Linked DNA regions of Homo sapiens: region 1 is linked to region 2. A link is a loop called in an ENCODE intact Hi-C map of the cell type or tissue named here. Cell type or tissue: breast epithelium. All regions are shown on one strand. Region 1 overlaps NFATC1 (nuclear factor of activated T cells 1). Region 2 overlaps NFATC1 (nuclear factor of activated T cells 1).

Region 1 (5,000 bases), 73 kb after region 2:
CTGTCGACGTTGTAAACCTGAGGGAAGCGTGTTCTCACGCTCACCGTCGACGTAAACCTGAGGGAAGCGTGTTCTCTCACTGTCAACTTTGCAAGGGAAGCGTGTTCTCGCGCTCACTGTCGACGTTGTAAACCTGAGGGAAGCGTGTTCTCACACTCACTGTCGACGTTGCAAGGGAAGCGTGTTCTCACACTCACTGTCGACATTGTGAGGGAAGTGTATTCTCACGCTGTCGACATAAACCTGAGGGAAGCGTGTTCTCACGCTCACTGTTGACGTAAACCTGAGGGAAGTGTGTTCTCACACTCACTGTCAACGTTGTAAACCTGAGGGAAGCGTGTTCTCACACTCACTGTCGACGTTGTGAGGGAAGCGTGTTCTCACGCTCACTGTCGACATTGTAAACCTGAGGGAAGCGTGTTCTCACGCTCACTGTCGACGTTGCGAGGGAAGCGTTTTCACACTGTCGACGTAAACCTGAGGGAAGCGTGTTCTCACGCTCGCTGTCAACGTAAACCTGAGGGAAGCGTGTTCTCACGCTCACTGTCGACGTTGTAAACCTGAGGGAAGCGTGTTCTCACGCTCGCTGTCAACGTAAACCTGAGGGAAGCGTGTTCTCACGCTCACTGTCGACGTAAACCTGAGGGAAGCGTGTTCTCACGCTCGCTGTCGACGTAAACCTGAGGGAAGCGTGTTCTCACGCTCACTGTCGACGTTGTAAACCTGAGGGAAGTGTGTTCTCACACTCACTCGACGTGAGGGAAGCGTGTTCTCACGCTCACTGTCGACATTGTAAACCTGAGGGAAGCATGTTCTCACACTCACTGTCGACGTTGTAAACCTGAGGGAAGCGTGTTCTCACGCTCACCGTCGACGTTGTAAACCTGAGGGAAGTGTGTTCTCACGCTCACCGTCGACGTTGTAAACCTGAGGGAAGCGTGTTCTCACGCTCACTGTCAACGTTGTAAACCTGAGGGAAGCGTGTTCTCACGTTCACTGTCAACGTTGTGAGGGAAGGGTGTTTTCACGCTCACTGTCGACGTTGCGAGGGAAGCGTGTTCTCACGCTCACCGTCGACGTTGTAAACCCGAGGGAAGCGTGTTCTCACGCTCACTGTCAACGTTGTGAGGGAAGGGTGTTTTCACGCTCACTGTCGACGTTGCGATGGAAGCGTGTTCTCATGCTCACCGTCGACACTGTAAACCTGAGTGAAGTGTGTTCTCACGCTCACTGTCGACGTTGCGAGGGAAGCGTGTTCTCATGCTCACTGTCGACGTTGTGAGGGAAGCGTGTTCTCACGCTCACTGTCAACGTTGTAAACCTGAGGGAAAGGAATTCTCTCTCACATGCTGTGGGGTGCTGGCCCCACCAGGCCTCCCAGGAGACCTCCCCAAAAGTCAGAAGAAGGGCTCCAATTGAAAGGGAGGTCCGAGATGTGCTCGCCAAAACCACCCCCAGCAAGACGCCAGGCATCCTAGCCACCCGACGCTCAGGCCGTGCGTGTCCTCAGAGCGTGTTTTAAAGCAGGAGGGATTTGGGGTGGAAGATTGCTCCTGCAGAAATCAGAGATGAGGGGAGTAAATTAGGGAACCAGCGTCAGGATCCAGACTTCTGTGAAAGAGCCACAGGGCTCAGCATCCGACGGGCGCACCTGGGGCTGGGCGAGTCTGGCTCCAGAAGGGGGGTGGGGCCGGGAGCCTGAGATGGGATGAGAGGGCGGGAAGGGGCTTGTTGAGAAATCTAAGGGCCACGGGCCACCAAAAACAAACCAGGAGGTGTGAGTCAGTGGGGAGGCTGGGTGCCAGGAAGCCTGCGCTCTGGGACATGCGTGGGGCAAGAGGGGCGCCCTGAGCTTGGCGACGCCAGCCGCGCGCCTGGGAGGGATCCGCCTGTCCACGTGCAGCCGCCTCCGGGCGGCGTCGGCCATGCTGCTGCCCCACCGTGGCTCTGTGGCTCCAGCCGGAATGGCAAAGCCTGGCTCCACAGCTGCCTGGGAGCGTGAGTCACGCGCCCCACAGAACACGGCGGGCAGCGCGGGCGAGGATTGGCGAAAGCCGACCGATGTGTTTTGGCTTGTGTGGTCTGTGGGAGCGTCCTTTGTCATCAGCCTAATTGGGCAACAGATCCCACCTCACTGTGCCCTGGAGCAGCACGGGGCCACCACACAGCCTGAGGCCCCACTTGCGCTTCCCCTCGCTGCCGTGCTGTCCTGGCCCCGTCGCTGCCACCTGAGACCCCCATCAAGTACCTGAGCTCTGCGTCTGTTTTCACGCTTCTGTATGTGTAGGAAGCCCCCCACCGATGTTGCTCGGGGTCGACGTGATAAACCTGAGGGAAAGGGAATTCTCTCACCCCGACCGACACACAGGATGGGTGTGGGGGCAAAGTGAGATCATGAACAAAAGCATCTGGGCCCGTCCTGGACACATGGCCAGGGTTAGCCACGGTTGTCAGCCTCCACGGAGCTGCAGTTTCAGCCTGGAGGTCTGTGGCGTGCATGGTTGGAATACTCACCAGACTCACGTGGTCGTGACTCCGGAAGATCATGCCTTCCTGGAAACCTTGGAACGCGCTTCAGCAGAAACTCCAGTGAAGAGTCGGTGAGAGAGCACAAATTCCCAAAGGCGGATGGAGTTCGGAAGGACCCTTCTCTGTCTCCCACATCAGGCGGTGCCTGGTTGGTGCAGATTTACCCCATGGTGGGCCGTGGATCCCTCACCTGCTCTGGAAACTGATCTTGGCTCTGAACAAGGAGAAATGATGCCTCTCAGCCTCGAGGGATGGGTGATAAGGCAGCTTCATCCGCTGTTTTCTTTCATTGTTTGAGAAAAGTCATGCCCCGGAGGTGTCATTCCTGGTTGTTTATGTTGATGGCAAAACTTGGACTTTCTTGTCATACAGCAAACAGAAGACAATCTGATCTTTGTTTTCCAGGGGTTTAGACTTTGAACAAAACCTCTTTTGTCCAGTACTGTAGTGCATCCCTGGTAGAGTAATTCAAGCTGAACACAAGGTTGCATAAAAATGTGGGCATGGGGGAGCAGGGAACTGTCTTGGGATCATTCTTTGCTGTGCACAGCAGCTGCAGCCTGCAGGCAGCTCAGCGTTAGATCTCCCCACCCCCAATGCCACCTGGGGACCAGATGTTACTGTTGGCGGAAGAAGGGGGTCCGGGGCACTGTCTCAGTCTTTGGGGCTTCCATGGTGGAGCACTACCGGCCGTACTGTTGGTGGAAGAAGGGAGTCCGGGGCACTGTCTCAGTCTTCGGGGCTTCCATAGTGGAGCACCACCGGCCGTACTGTTGGCAGAAGAAGGGGGTCCGGGGCACTGTCTCAGTCTTTGGGGCTTCCATAGTGGAGCACCACCGGCTGGGCACCTTGTAAACAACAGACATTGATTTCTCACAGCTCTGGGGGCTGGAAGTCCGAGGTTGGGACTGGTACGGTCGGGTTCTGGTGAGGACCATTCCAAGTTGCAGACAGCCAAAATCCTGCCATATCCTCACATGGCAGGACAGGCGATTTGTCTCTCCCTCCCTGTGGGACGGCAGTCCCGTTGGATCAGGGCCCCACCCTGATGACATTGTTTAACCCCCAGTTACCTCCTGCAAACACCACTCTCAAGTAGAGTCACGCGGACGGGGGTTAGGGCTTCAACATGAGGTTGAGGGGACACGAGTCCGTCCATAGCAGTGACCCCACTTGTCTAAAGCCACAGGGCTGAGCCTGCCCCCTGCCCCCCTGCCTGCCCATCCCCAGGCCCCCGTTCTTGCCCCCAGGCCCCCCCCCGCCCACCCCCAGGTGCTCCCTGTGCTGCAGACAGAGCCCCCGAGGAGCCAGGAGCTGCCGGGCACCAACCACACAGGAAGCCAACAGGTGGGGCAGGCTTGTGCCTGCCACCGTGTTGCTCATGCCGATTTTTATTCTCAGATCTTGTCACCTCTGTCTTGTAGCAGAAGGGGGCCCTGATCTGGGAGCCGTGAAGACCCCAGCTGTCCCCCGGGAGCCAGGCCACACCAAGGCAGCCAAGGGGACTACGTTGGGAGGAGGATGTGGTCCGGGCCATTAAGAGCTGTGATGAGCCCCCAGGTCTGCCCTGGGTGAGGGGCTCTGCCTGCCCTGGGGCTGCATAGACCCGGCTGGGGCTTTAGAACAGGAACCGTTCGAGGGGCTGCGGTGGGTGAAGCCCACTCATGTCCTGGCTCCTGTTACCGGGTAGGGATGGCAGCCCATTTTCCAGGCTTGGGGGTTCTTTAAGAGGCCAGGATTGTGCCGAATGCTCTTTGGCTGACGATGGCCGTGGCGGGGGCTTTGGGAGGGGAGGTCCTGGAGGAGAGGCTTGCCCAGCTCACTGCCTGCGTCTGTGGCCAGAATTGGCACCTGCATGGGGCCTGGAAACGTCGTGCTCACCTGGGGCGGAAGCCCCCCTCCAGGACTCAGCTCCCAACGTCACTGCTACCGAGGCAGAGACTCTGCAGCGGCATCAGAGAGAAGCTGGGCCCCAGAACAGCACCAGGCATGGGACGGGCCCTCCGTGCCTTCCACGGAGGATGCAAGCGTGAGGCCTGGGTCTGCGGGGACGGTTTACCTGTCAGCTCTGCACGCCGCTGACCACTGCGCGCCGCCTCCACAGACAGTCCCCATGGACGCTGGGGCTGCCGTGGACGATGGGGCAGCCATCATGGACAACGGGACTGCCATGGACACCGCAGCCAGCCTGCTCTGTGGGAATATGCTTTGTAAAGCCAGCCGGCCCTGAGGCCAGCACTCGCCTTCCACACTCTGCTCTTTGTAACGAGTTTCATAAACTCACCCTCAGGTGATTGGTGTTTCTGTTGCACCGTTGCTTAGCCTGAAAATGAGCTGCCCTTTTTCTGAGCCCATCCTTTCGCCACCTCTACCCCAGCCCCTCATGGCTGATATCAGGAGGTAGCCAGAGGCCGCCTGGTGCAGGGTGAGCCCGGAACACGGGCAACAGCTTGAACTGGGCCTGTGCGGCC
Region 2 (5,000 bases):
CCCCTGGGCCTGGGCCCCTCTCCCGCTGCCCGGGATCTCTTCTGTCCAGGTCACCCCAGGCTGGTCACCGTCCGCCCCTGTCTGTGCCCATTCTCAAGGCCTCGTGTCTGCCCTCCCCGCGCGGAGGTGAAGCCGGAGGAGCTTGGCAAGCAGGGACCTCCGCCGAGTCTGTAATGAGGGTCATATTTTCCGTATCGTTCACTACTCTCTTTTAAAAACTCCAACGTCTTGATCATTTTTTGAAAATAAGCGCTCCAACCAAACCTGTGCTGCCTGCGGTTCTCGACTCACCACTCCCCAAATGTCTTCCCTGCCTGGGCCTGGGTTCTAGGTCTTTGGGGTCAGTGGGAGCCAAGGCAGATGAGGGTGGGAGAGAGACCCGCCGGAGGCCCTTCCCACCCGGGCTGCCTGTGGCCCTGGCGCCGCCTTCCAGAGCTGGTTCCAGTCCTCCCCGGCTTGAGCCAGGACATTTCAGCAGAAGAGTTTTCTACCTGGGTGTGCCATGCGAGAGTGTCGCCCCACTCCCGACCTCTCTTTATGGGGTGAAAGTCGGTCCCATGAGAGTGTGGCCACCAGGGTGGCCCCTCTGGGATCTGTTGGGGTGGAGGCTCCCACACCCGTGCAGTCATCGGGGGTCGGGTGGGACCTCCCAGTACACCCCCGGTCGTTCACAGCGTGAATCACTGACTGTGGGCCTGCGACAGGCCCAGTGCTGCCAGAACCCAGGCCCTACACCCCAGTCAGAGGCCCAGGGGGCCTGCAGGACAGTGTACGGCCCTGGGCCCTCGGCCCTGGCTGAAGATTTCACTGCTTTGCCTCCTTGAAGAAGCACAGGGGGTAGTTATCCCCATGGAGCTGGGTCTCCCCGGCCTCCCAGGCCTCCAGGGTGGGCTGTGCCACACTGGGCACTGTGTCTGGCTTGGCACGTGGTCAGCGCACCCCCAGTGACAAGGGCCACTTCCGTGCCTCCGTGCACACGTGACTGTGCGCGACAGCAGCCTCGGGAAGGACACCGCCGGCGGCGGCATCCTCCTGTGACTGCACAGGTAACTCCAGGCTTATCCGGGAAGACGCACAGGAGGCCAGTCTCTGCCCCTCGAGGCCTAGTCTCACAAGGACGCCACAGTTTATACACCATTTTGAGGTGGGCGGGCTTCCTGCTGGCATCGGATATGGGGACCCTGGTGAACATGGGGTCTCTCCTGACCCAGAAGCAGGTGGCCGCCTTCCAGGTGGGTTCAGGACACAGTCCTCCCCGGCACCCACCGGGCTCATTCCCCCAAAACACTCCTTGAGCAGAATGAGTGAAGCCGTGAACCTCACCCTCGCAGGCACCCTGGGCCCTCCGGAGCTGCGCCCTTCCCCGGGAGCCCCGCAGAGCTGGGCTGCTGGCTCTCCAGGCGGCTTGTGAAAGCTTTCTGCTGTGTCCTTGCCCCTCCAGAGACCACCGTGGTTTTGGGCTTTAGGAGTTGGGGCTCCGAGCAGGAGAGGCGAGAGCTGAGAAGAGCCCCTTCCTGCTTTTACGGTGTCAAGAAGTTGCTAGGAAGGGTTCTTTATGTATCTCATATGTTACGTGTACATATTGTGTTTTCCCGTGAGACACCGTGCTGTTTTCTCCTTTCTTTTTATTACCATTATTACTGCATTTTGATGATGATTCAATGGTGTTAATTATTTATATCACATTGTTAAATGATTACATTGACTCTCCAGCTTTTGACGGGTGATAGAAACTACTTCACGTTGTTTCTGGGATGAACCTGGATATAAATGAATACATGAATAAGTCTGAGATCAATTGCAAAGCAAGGCAAACTGGGTTTTATAGATTAGACTAAGCACAGAAAGTCAAGCTTTGTTGTAAAGGACGTGGCCGGCCCTGAGCCCAGGAGGCAGTCTGTCAGCCGGATCCCCTGAGAAGGGGCTGTACGTCCTGGCAGAGCTGAGGTCAGTGTACCGGGGTTGGGGGCTGCAGCCGCAGGGTGGCTGACTGTGGCCAGGAGCCTGGCCCACGCCGCTGTGGCCCCCACCCCTTCCATCTCGCTGGACTTAGGTCCAGGCTGCGGGCACAGGTCCCGCGTCTTCACGGGGTGCTTTGAGGGAGGGGCTGTGTCTTGTTCTTTATTTCGAAAGTGCTCAGCAGGTGCAAAGAATAGATATTCAGTAACCATTTGTTGGGACAATGAAAAGAGAATATTGTAAATAATTTCCCAGGCGGGATGGGAGTGGCGTTTGGGCTTCCAGGGTCTGGCTTCTGGCTGTGTCCACCCAGGAGCAGGCCCCGGGCTTCCCTCTGCAGAGAGGAGGTCCCGCTCCCTTCTGGGGCTCAGGAAATAGCTGCTTCGCTGTCAGCTGGGAGGCGGGCGTGCCCTGCTTCCCGCCCCAGGGCTCCTGTTTTCTAAGTTATTTTGGCCAGCTTGGCTGCTGCCAGCACTGTCGCCGTGGCAACTCAGAGGAAATTGGCCAAGGCCTCTGTGTTTGGGCTGGAGCCTCTCTGGCAGTCGGGGCCACCCTCCGAACCTCTGTGTGCCCGGGTCTGCCACTGGCCTGTGCCCACTGCTGGGGCATTTAATGGTTCCCTTGTGGAAAGGCAACATCTTATGCAGAATTGAAGCTTTGGAAGACTTTTATTCTCAAGTCCATTTTCACCAAATAGGATTTCTCTTCCCCAAGAGGGCCCGGGGTGTCCGTGGCTGGTCGGGGGCTGTGGCAGGAAACCCGTGGCAGAGACGCCTGGTGAGCAGAGAGGTCCCAGGGGAGAGCTGAATTAGGAATGCTCTGTTGTTCAAGTTCAGTGTTTTAGGAAAGCGTTCCTGCTATTACCATGCACAGCTCATCCCCTGACGTTCTAGAGGTGTTTCCGTGGAGGGTGGAGTTACCTGGCAGATTGGAATATTTCAGTTCTGTGTCGTGTTTTTCAAAGGAAGATCTCAGCTAGCCATGAACAACTTGGATATTTTTTAATTCCTTGAAAACAGAATTCAAAAAGGATGCTTTAAAATGATGTGTGCGTCGGACCAGGGGGAATATTCCAGTACCTCTGAGGAACGATGTCCCAGGTTGGGCCCCGGGCTGGACGAAGGACCCTTATTAAGGCGTTGGCGTGCTTATTTATGGAACATTAAATACCGTTTGTTTGCGCTGTGACGAGGCCATCCTATTTGCCTTTGTAAATCTTTCTCGCTGGCAGATTGTTGGGGGAACGGCGTCTGGGAAGCTGTTGCTGTCTGTCATGCCGCGGGCCTGACCACGTCCCGGTGCCACTGTGAGGCAGCGTTTCCCAGGCCTGCTAAGCACATTGCTTCCAACAGCAAGGTCTTGGCGTGGATCGCCCTGCTTCGTTTTGTTTTATTTCCAATACATTCACAGTTGTCATCTGGCCTCACCCACAGCAGACTCCGTGGCTGTCTGGAGAGGTGACAGCAGTGCCTGGGGGTCGACCTGTGGTTCAGCCCCAGCAAGTGCTGAAGGGAATGTTCCTTAAAATGAAAAATAACGTCGTCTGTGATGGCCGCCTCTCAGAGTTTGTGAAAGATGAGAGATCTGGCTGTGGCTGGAGTTGGTGATTCTTGTCAGCAGTGCTGGCCTGATGCGCAAGGCAGAGGCGTGGCTGTCCTGCCCTGCGCACAGCGAGTGAGGGAGTGGCTGTCTGGGAACTGCGTGTCGTGAGGGGCAGGTGCCCTGGGGCTCAGCACGGCGGGGTCTGCAAGGTTAGAATGCTGTGCACCTGTAGGGAGCCCTGACCAGAAGTATTTCATGTATTAATTTAATGTCAGGCACCGATACAGTTTTTTGTGGTTGTTCAGAAACGAGAAAGGTGTGTGGTTCTGAAGTGAATTATTTCTCAGAGTGAGAGAGATCGCTTTTAACAGCTCTGACATGTGGAACTTGCTGAGGCCAGTGGGACTAGGCTGGCCTGAGAGCCGGGTGCTCCCCGCGTGGCCGTCTGTCCTAGCACCCCCAAACCACCTGTGTGTCGTGGGGCACCTGATGGCTGAGCGAGCCGGTGAGGATCAGGGGACTCAAAAGTGAGGAGGTGGCACTTTCAGCAGAGGGGCCATGCCATGACCTTCCGTTAAGGGATTTTGAATGTGCTCTCCGCGATCATTGCTTAGAATCCAGCTGTCTCCCTGCTCACCTGCACTGTCATTTAGTGAATCCTCCTTGGCAAAGAGCCAGGCCCTCCGACACGGCAGCCAGGGAGTGGGGTCACCGAGCTCTGTGGTGGTGTCTGACGTGACATGAATCAGCCCAAGCGCCTCAGAATCGTCAAGAAAGTTACTGGGAATATTTTCCCTTCATGTAAATATGATCCCTTTGAATAGTTAAATAACTCAGATTTGAATACGGTTTAGGTGGGTCATGAAACCAAATTCATTGGGAGCTGGGAGGGAGGGGCTCACAGCCAGGACAGTGGCCCCCGGCGTGTGGGGCTTGGCCTCTGGGGGCAGCTTGACCCCACACCTTGCCCTTCTTCTAGGAGGAACAAGGGAACTTTATCCACTACCCGCCCTCCAAGGACCTGGGCGAGGGATCCTAATGAAATTCAAGCATTTGAGCTTTCGTTTTGTCATTTGTTTGATCAGGGAAAACGCATGCTTAGGTGAGCCCTTTTTGTTTTTTAATAAAGCTTTATGGTGTTTCTTTGCCTCATCGAATCAGGTTTTATTGCAATACTTCAGTTTAAATAAAGGCCCTCGGGTGCCCCAGGCGTCCGTGGGCCTCTGCATGCACTTCCTGCTCTCGCTGTGGGCGGAGTCTCCTCCTCTTCCTCACTTCCCCTCACGCCTGGGCCCCCGTCACAGAAACGTCAAGGGCTACGGCCCCTGAGGACTTGCACACAGAGACCTGTGAGGTCCGCCTCCCCTTTCCTGCCCCGTTTCATCTAGAACCTTCCGGTGATCTGGCTCTAGTACCCCGTGTGGCGCAGCTCTGGGCTCCGTCACTGGCTGAGCAGCCAGTTCAGGGCTGAGTCCTGTGGGAGGATGGTGGGGAGGCCC

Evidence for each region. Peaks named below come from ENCODE experiments on the same cell type or tissue, not always from the same donor. Only the 100,000 strongest peaks of a DNase experiment are listed, where the experiment ranks them.
Region 1: it touches region 2 in a loop (2.6-fold over the local background); 13 of 110 quality-filtered maps call a loop at or near these places.

Annotation. Positions count from the first base shown.
Region 1 is chr18:79,474,338-79,479,337 of GRCh38, forward strand. All of the region lies in intron 8 of NFATC1 (nuclear factor of activated T cells 1), which reads left to right. It overlaps LOC107985162 (a long non-coding RNA gene), which reads right to left. Exons shown (of 2, transcript XR_001753518.2): 1 at 1-5,000. Among named protein-coding and RNA genes, the nearest start is that of NFATC1, 81 kb to the left of the region's middle. In breast epithelium, no CTCF peak of the experiment used is centred here; DNase peaks (open chromatin) are centred at 1,774, 1,924, 2,464 and 2,834; H3K27ac peaks cover 969 bases.
Region 2 is chr18:79,401,146-79,406,145 of GRCh38, forward strand. All of the region lies in intron 1 of NFATC1 (nuclear factor of activated T cells 1), which reads left to right. Among named protein-coding and RNA genes, the nearest start is that of NFATC1, 7.7 kb to the left of the region's middle. RefSeq lists enhancers at 3,692-3,751, 3,873-4,468. In breast epithelium, no CTCF peak of the experiment used is centred here; DNase peaks (open chromatin) are centred at 2,428 and 4,803; H3K4me3 peaks cover 2,415 bases; H3K27ac peaks cover 4,762 bases.